Linked DNA regions of Homo sapiens: regions 1 and 3 are each linked to region 2. A link is a loop called in an ENCODE intact Hi-C map of the cell type or tissue named here. Cell type or tissue: PC-9. All regions are shown on one strand. Region 1 overlaps SLC2A14 (solute carrier family 2 member 14). Region 2 has its middle 37 kb from the start of FOXJ2. Region 3 has its middle 11 kb from the start of APOBEC1.

Region 1 (2,500 bases), 160 kb before region 2:
AAATGTGAATTACATTCTTGCATTTCTAGAATATCTAATTGGCAAATTAAAACAGTTCCTTTGTCAGTCATAACTGAAAATATATTCTACCTTCTAAAATAGATTACTAAGCTAGTATAAAATAAGAAGATTCAGTTTTCAGCCAGGCACAGTGGCTCATGCCTGTAAGCTTAGCACTTTAGGAGGCTGAGGTGGGCGGATCACGTAAGGTCAGGAGTTCGAGACTAGCATGGCCAATATGGTGAAACCCCATCTCTACTAAAAATACAAAAATTAGCCGAGCGTGGTGGCGGGCACCTGTAATCCCAGCTACTTGGGAGGCTGAGGCAGGATAATTACTTGAACCCGGGAGGCAGAGGTTGCAGTGAGCTGAGATTGCACCATTGCACTCCAGCCTAGGTGACAAGAGCAAGACTCCATCTCAAAAAAAAAAAAAAAGACGATTCAGTTTTCTTTTTTTGGCCATTATCCACATTTGCCATAGACTAAAGATAATTCCTACCAATCCTGTGTAGAGGTAACAAAAACATTTATATGAGACCCCAGTTTTGTTTTTTTTTTTTTTGAGAAAAGTAATCAACTTTGGACCTTGTAAATTAAGTATGTTCCTGGAAACCCCATAGTTGAGCTTACTAGGGAATAATTCTGAACTATCCCTAACTGGACTGCAAAGGCCAATCACTCACACAGTTCATCTCTTGCACAGCTGGGTGGGAGCTCTCCAGGGTAGTAGAGCTCCAAGCAAGGGCAGTCATATTCGGGGCCAGTTGGGCTAGTTTCCCTTGATTAGAATTCAAGGTGTTCTTATTCAAAGGCATCATCACCTCCCTGCCCTAACTCTCCACACTTGTCCCCAATGCATCTGGTAGAGCCCACTTCCTTGCCCAGTTTCTAGTCAATACCTGCCAAAGCGGTTAACAAAGAGTCCGACGGAAAAGGAGCCGATCATACCCCCGACGGAAAATATGGCCACAGACAAGGACCAGAGATTCGTGAGCAGCACCTCAGAGGGAGGGGCATTTGCCTTGTCCGTCAAAGTTTTATTGATAAATTCCTTTATGATCTGCAAAATAAAAGGTGGGAGGACAGACTATTACAGTTGGATGAGAACAAAAGATACAAATATGCTGGGTGCAGTGGCTCACGCCTGTAATCCCAGCACTTTGGAAGGCCGAGGCGGGTGGATCACCTGAGGTCAGGAGTTGCAGACCAACCTGACCAACATGGTGAAACCCCGTCTCTACTAAAAATACAAAATTAGCCAGTTGTGGTGGCGCATGCCTGTAATCCCAGCTACTCGGGAGGCTGAGGTAGGAGAATCGCTTGAACCCGTGGGGCGGAGTTTGCGATGAGCCGAGATAGCGCCATTGCACTCCGGCCTGGGTGACAGAGCGAGACTACATCTCAAAACAAACAAACAAACAAAACAAATATTAGGGATCATTTCCTCCCTAGAGAATCAAGGGAATAAATAGACGGGAATTGAAGAGGCAGATAACATATTGGAATTAATGTTAACTCTCCCTGGAATAGTAATTTTTCATTTGTCCTGAATATCCCAGTAGGTGGCAGCACTGATGTTCACCCCAGCCCTCTGCTAAGCGAACCTGGCCAGCTTGGTAACTAACCCCTAAGGGATAATACAGGAAGTGTATTACTATAGGGTGAAAGAGTGGGAGGAAGAACAGCACTGCCCAGGGTATAAGGAGTAAATGACCTTTTTCCTTTGATTAAATGACCCCACTAATTTTCCCCACCAATATTGTCTCCATCTTCAGTCTTGGACAGGATAGATACAAAGTTTAATTCCCCTAGTTGGGGGAGGGACCCTCACTAACTGTGTTGCTCAGGATGGTGTTTAACTCCTGGGCTCAAGTGATCTTTAAGCCTCAGCCTCCGGAGTAGCTGGGACTCCAGGCAGGTGCCACCATGCCTGGCCTTAAATTCTGAATTCTTGAAACCCTACTTAAAGGAATAATTTCCCTATTCCAGATTCTAATTCTTGTGGCCTGGCACTCACCGTCTCAGGAGCATTGATGACCCCAGTGTTGTAGCCAAACTGGAAAGAGCCGATTGTAGCAACTGTGATGGCAAAGATCAGAGCTGGGGTGACCTGGAGAGACAGAGGACAGGGAGGAGAGAATAGTCCTTAAAACTTGTAATTGATGACTGTTTCTTATTAATTATGGAGCTGTATTAGGAGAATCTGACCTATGAGTGGTATGAAAAGGACAAACATCAAACGAGATTTAGGTAATTAATCGGGAAGACAAAGTAATAGATTATACTAAAGAACTTATCTGGAGATAAGAATGTGAAGTTAACTTGGTAAAAGTGGAAAAGAAAATTGGAGAAGGAAGAAGTTAAGAGAAACTGGGTTGGTCAGTTTGGAAATATTTAAAAACCTGCATCAGGTGAAGGTAGGCATAGAATTCCACTCACGAACTGGGAGGAAAGAGGACAACACAGCCTTGGGTAGGATTACTAAGAATTGATCATT
Region 2 (2,500 bases):
TTTGCAGAAAGGCACTGGAAAAGCTAGCAATGGCCCTGAAAGCATGTATACCAAATACCGGACAGCAGAAATTAATCCCTGGAAGCTACTTAAACACAAAAAAAATTTTCTTAGATGTCACTTAAAAACATGTGGAAGGAATCGCTTGAACTCGGAAGGCAGAGGTTGCAGTGAGCTGCGATCGCGCCAGTGCACTCCAGCTTGGGCGACAGAGCGAGATTTCGTCCCACCACCCCAAAAAAAACAAACAGTGTAGAGGAAATACATAGTTTTTTTTTTTTTTTAATTATTACCTGAGTAAACAAACCAAAAGAAGAAGAAGAAGGCCATTGCTCCAAACTCTCTTTCAATGTTGCTCTAGTGCCTATTCCTCACCTTGCACTGCCAATCTGCACATCTCCCCTCTCTGGTTCTTCTTTTTGGCTGCTGCTTTCTTTAAACAACTAATATTTATGAAAATAGTTGACAAGTAAGTGCAGTGGTGAGCAGTCTCAATTCCTGACTCAATACTGATGGAAGCAATCTGTTTAACAACCTCAGAAAGACTGTGTGAGTCATTTGTGGATTCTCATCTGGAAATGATCCTAAATCCTAGAATCTTCACCACAAGGCTGTTTTTCTTGCAGTGATTCTTGGAGTCTTGACATTCAAACTGGTTCTTCAAGCTGGGATTCTTTCCCTTCGGGTCTCTGATCCAATCAGCGCACACCTTCTCCAAGGATTTCCCGCTGTGGCTGGTTGGGGTAATCCTCATTCAGTGAATTGTCACCTCTGGTTCCAAGAGTGTATTTCCGGAGTTTTGTAAAGTCTAGGGCGGCGTGCCTATTCCAACTAGTTCCTCAAGGAATGGCCAAGAGGACATGGCTGTCCCTCCTAGAGCCCTCTGCTACTTTTCAGGCCTCATTATACTCTCGCAATTTCCTTTCCTTTTATCTTCTCCCTGATCTTCTCCCTAAATGTTCCCAAATTTATCCTCTTCTCTGAGGGCTTTGCTTCTTCAGGCCTAACTAAATACACAATCCACAAGCCACTGATCTCACCTCAGCTGCACCTATGCTAATTCTCACTTCCAGTTTTTCTCCAAGGCCAGTACTGGGAGGGATGGCGCAAAGATATACACTGCCACCTGGTGGCCAACTGCTAACCAGCTCTGGTAATACCAAGGATGTTACTAGCACCATAGCAACGGGCTCTGGAGGCGGATTTGCAAAAGCACCAGGCGTGGGCAGAACAGTGTCACTTCCTTCTTTGGTAGTAGCATCTCTCTGCCTGGAATTATCTTTCCAAATCTATTTCTCACAAAATTCTTTTCATCTTTCAAAGTCCATATAAATGCCACTTTTACCATGATCCCCTTCCTGATCCTTCAAGTTAGCGGATCTCACTTCTCTGAAAGTACTACAGGGTAGGTTCAGCATTTCGCTTGTAACTCTTACGATGCTGCTCTTTGCCTACTTCAAACTGTTGCTCATCCCCTAAAAACTCAGCTCCTTTTCAGTGCATGCCATCAGGATATTGTAATAATCTGCTGATCTCCTGGGTCACTTCCCCCACATTCTCTGAAAATTTAGAAGCCTGATTCATTCTCTTAGTTTACACCATTCCTACTGTCATCAGTCCTGGCTATTCCATGATGCATGGAGACAATTCATCGAATAGGCTGGCCGTCAGTTTCTTGTCCACTCATTTCCAATCATCTTGTTTTCCAGTCCACCTCAGTCATTTATTCCCATGGTTAATACCCTAGCCCTGGTTATTTATAATAAATGGGCTCGGCTGGGTGCGGTGGCTCACACCTGTAATCCCAGCACTTTGGGAGGCTGAGGTGGGTGGATCACGAGGTCAGGAGTTCAAGACCAGCCTGGCCGGGATGGTGAAACCCCATCTCCACTAAAAATACAAAAATTAGCCGGGTGTGGTGGCAGGTGCCTGTAATCCCAGCTACTCAGGAGGCTGAGGCATAGAATTGCTTGAACCTGGGAGGTGGAGGTTGCAGTGAGCTGAGATCACACCAGTGCACTCCAGCCTGGGCAACAGAGCAAGAGTTCGTCTCAAAAAAAAAAAAAAAAAAAAAGGCTGCTTGTAAAACCTGTATTATTTTGCATCTCACACTGACCATCACTTCCTCTCTAACCATTTCTTGATAGAAGCAGGATCTCTACACTATTAACCCTCTCAACTTTTCACTGCCCATCACTCTTCTATTTTTACTTTCCACATCACCCGACTTAAATTCTTTGATTCATCACCCTAAACGCTTCCTTGCATAAATGAGCAACTCCTGGGCACTCCCTTCCCCCGTCACATTCTCTGGTAAGAACGCAACTTTTGGCCAGGTGCGGTGGCTCACACATGAAGTCCCAGCACTTTGGGAGGCCAAGGCAGGCAGATCGCTTGAGGCCAGGAGATCAAGACTATCCTCGTCAACATGGTAAAACCTCGCCTCTACTAAAAAAAGAAAAAAAAAATGGCATGAAAATTGCTTGAACACAGGAGGCGG
Region 3 (2,500 bases), 320 kb before region 2:
GCACTCCAGCCTGGGCAACAGAGTGAGACTCTGTCTCAAAAAAAAAAAAAAAAAATTAGCCCGGTGTGGTGACACACACCTGTAATCCAACTACTTGGGATGCTCAGGCACAAGAATTGCTTGAACCCTGCAGGCAAAGGTTGCAGTGAGCAGAGATCGCACCACTGGACTCTAGCCTAAGTGATGGAGGAGAGTCTGTCTCAAAACAAAACAAATCAGTTTCCAGGAGAAATTTCAGAAATTGGAAGAAATTAGAGACTTTTGATCAGTCTGTGCATTTTTGTCATAGACTTCAATTCTCTTCCAGGAAATGCTTTTGAGTGTGTATGGGGTTTTTTTGTTTGTTTGTTTGTTTTTTTAATTAAACAATTAATTGCAGTAAGGCAAACAAAAGTGAAATAAGTGGCCGGGCGCGGTGGCTCACGCCTATAATCCCAGCACTTTGGGAGGCCGAGGCGGGCGGATCACGAGGTCAGGAGATCGAGACCATCCTGGCTAACACGGTGAAACCCGGTCTCTACTAAAAATACAAAAAATTAGCTGGGCGTGGTGGCGGGCGCCTGTGGTCCCAGCTACTCGGGAGGATGAGGCAGGAGAATGGCGTGAACCCAGGAGGCAGAGCTTGTAGTGAGCCGAGACCGCACCACTGCACTCCAGCCTGGGTGACAGAGCAAGACTCCATCTCAAAAAAAAAAAAAAAAAGTGAAATAAATGTTCTAAGGAAAATCAGGGGGTTGTCTTCCCTAAGGCAAAAAATAATTCAGTACCACAGGGAAGTAACATGACTAGAATTGGGGTTTTTTTAATTTATGTTTTATTTTTTGAGACAAGGTCTTACTCTGTCACCAGGCTGGAGTGCAGTGGTGCAATGAAAGCTCATCATAAGCTCAAACTCCTAGGCTCAAGTGATTTTTCTCTCCTCCTCCGCCTCCCAAGTAGTTGGGACTATAGGTGCTCAACACTGTACAAGCTTATTTTATTTTTTTAATTGTTTTAGTAAAGGCGAGGTCTCGTTATGTTGCCCAGGCTGATCTGAACTCCTGGGCTCAAGCAGTCCTCCTGCCTGGGCCTCCCAAAGTGCTGGGCGTGCACCACAGCACCTGGTCCAGAATCGGGTTTTCAAAGAACCACCACAGCTGCAGTGTAGGGAATAGGTTAAAGGGCAATTGTCGTAACAAACCTGCCATAGATACATGGAAATAGAAAAAGCTGGAGTGGGAAATAGGTTACTTAAAAGGAATTGAATACTGCAAAAGAGTTCGTGTGTACTCACACACACAAAATCATAAACAGAGACAAAAGTAAAAATACCTGACTCAAGAGGAGTGTGCCTTTCATCGTCCCATAGTTTATCCATGCAGCCACTGAAATTATATGCAAAACATTTTGTGTTTATGTGCATTATTTTCTGGGGGAGTGTCTACATGTTTTATCAGGTTCTTAATGGGTCCTTCAATCCCCCAGACGTAAGGGTTTTCATAGATTTGCTTTTCCCCATTTAAGTCAGCAGAGGGCAGAAAAACAATAGAATTAGTAGAGCCAACCACAACACAGAAATTGCTCAAACTCCTCCAGTCCCTCTCAGTTTCTGCCATCTGTTTCCTGCCTTTGCTCTAGATAAAATTCCCTGACATCTCCCTCTGTCAAAATACTACTATCTCTGAATAACCATATCAAGATAAGCAGACCTTCTTCTTCTTCTTTTTTTTCTTTTTTTTTGAGACGGAGTCTTGCTGTCACCCAGGCTGGAGTGCAATGGCGCCATCTCGGCTCACTGCAACCTCTACCTCCCGAGTTCAAGCGATTCTCCTGCCTCAGCCTCCCCAGTAGCTGAGACTACAGGCGCCCGCCAACACGCCTGGCTAATTTTTGTATGTTTAGTAGAGGCAGGGTTTCAGCGTGTTGGTCAGGCTAGTCTTGAAATCCTGGCCTCAGGTAACCCATCCCCCTTGGCCTCCCAAAGTGCTGGGATTAGAAGCGTGAGCCACTGCGTCCTACCTCTTCTTTTATTTAGTTGGACTCAGTCTTTAATTTGCATTTTTCTTTTTTTAAATCATCTTTCCGGAAGAATTTAATTTTCTCATTTCTGTTTACACCTGCGGTAGTTATCATATTCTCTTTCACAACTGATATTGTTTTAATTACTATTGTTCCAGGAGACCTTGAACAATTACCCCATGAGGAGCCTAAAGCTCCCATATCACTTACCATATAATTATTGTATATTATTTACTTTTTGAAAGATGAAAATAGGGCCGGGCCCGGTGGCTCACAGCTGTAATCCCAGCACTTTGGGACTCCGAGGCTGGTGGATCACTTCAGGTCAGGAGTTCGAGACCAGCCTGGCCAGCAAGGCGAAACCCTGTCTTTACTAAAAATACAATAATTAGCCGGGTGTGGTGTCACGCCTGTAATTCCAGCTACTCGGGAGGCTGAGGTTCGAGAATCGCTTGAACTCGTGAGGCAGAGGTTGCAGTGAGCCCAGATCAAGCCACTGCAC

The links. Peaks named below come from ENCODE experiments on the same cell type or tissue, not always from the same donor. Only the 100,000 strongest peaks of a DNase experiment are listed, where the experiment ranks them.
Region 1: it touches region 2 in a loop (10-fold over the local background); 5 of 110 quality-filtered maps call a loop at or near these places.
Region 3: it touches region 2 in a loop (6-fold over the local background); 3 of 110 quality-filtered maps call a loop at or near these places.

Annotation. Positions count from the first base shown.
Region 1 is chr12:7,830,702-7,833,201 of GRCh38, forward strand. SLC2A14 (solute carrier family 2 member 14) reads right to left here. Exons shown (of 11, transcript NM_001286234.2): 3 at 2,021-2,113; 4 at 903-1,063. Among named protein-coding and RNA genes, the nearest start is that of SLC2A14, 41 kb to the right of the region's middle. In PC-9, CTCF peaks have their summits at 1,544 (motif pointing right) and 1,754; a DNase peak (open chromatin) is centred at 1,620.
Region 2 is chr12:7,994,280-7,996,779 of GRCh38, forward strand. It overlaps the pseudogene RPS20P28. Among named protein-coding and RNA genes, the nearest start is that of FOXJ2, 37 kb to the right of the region's middle. RefSeq lists an enhancer at 460-1,381. In PC-9, CTCF peaks have their summits at 1,092 (motif pointing left) and 1,301; DNase peaks (open chromatin) are centred at 602 and 1,122; H3K4me3 peaks cover 409 bases; H3K27ac peaks cover 1,120 bases.
Region 3 is chr12:7,676,017-7,678,516 of GRCh38, forward strand. No RefSeq gene overlaps it. Among named protein-coding and RNA genes, the nearest start is that of APOBEC1, 11 kb to the left of the region's middle. RefSeq lists an enhancer at 1,427-1,496. In PC-9, a CTCF peak has its summit at 1,526 (motif pointing right); no DNase peak of the experiment used is centred here.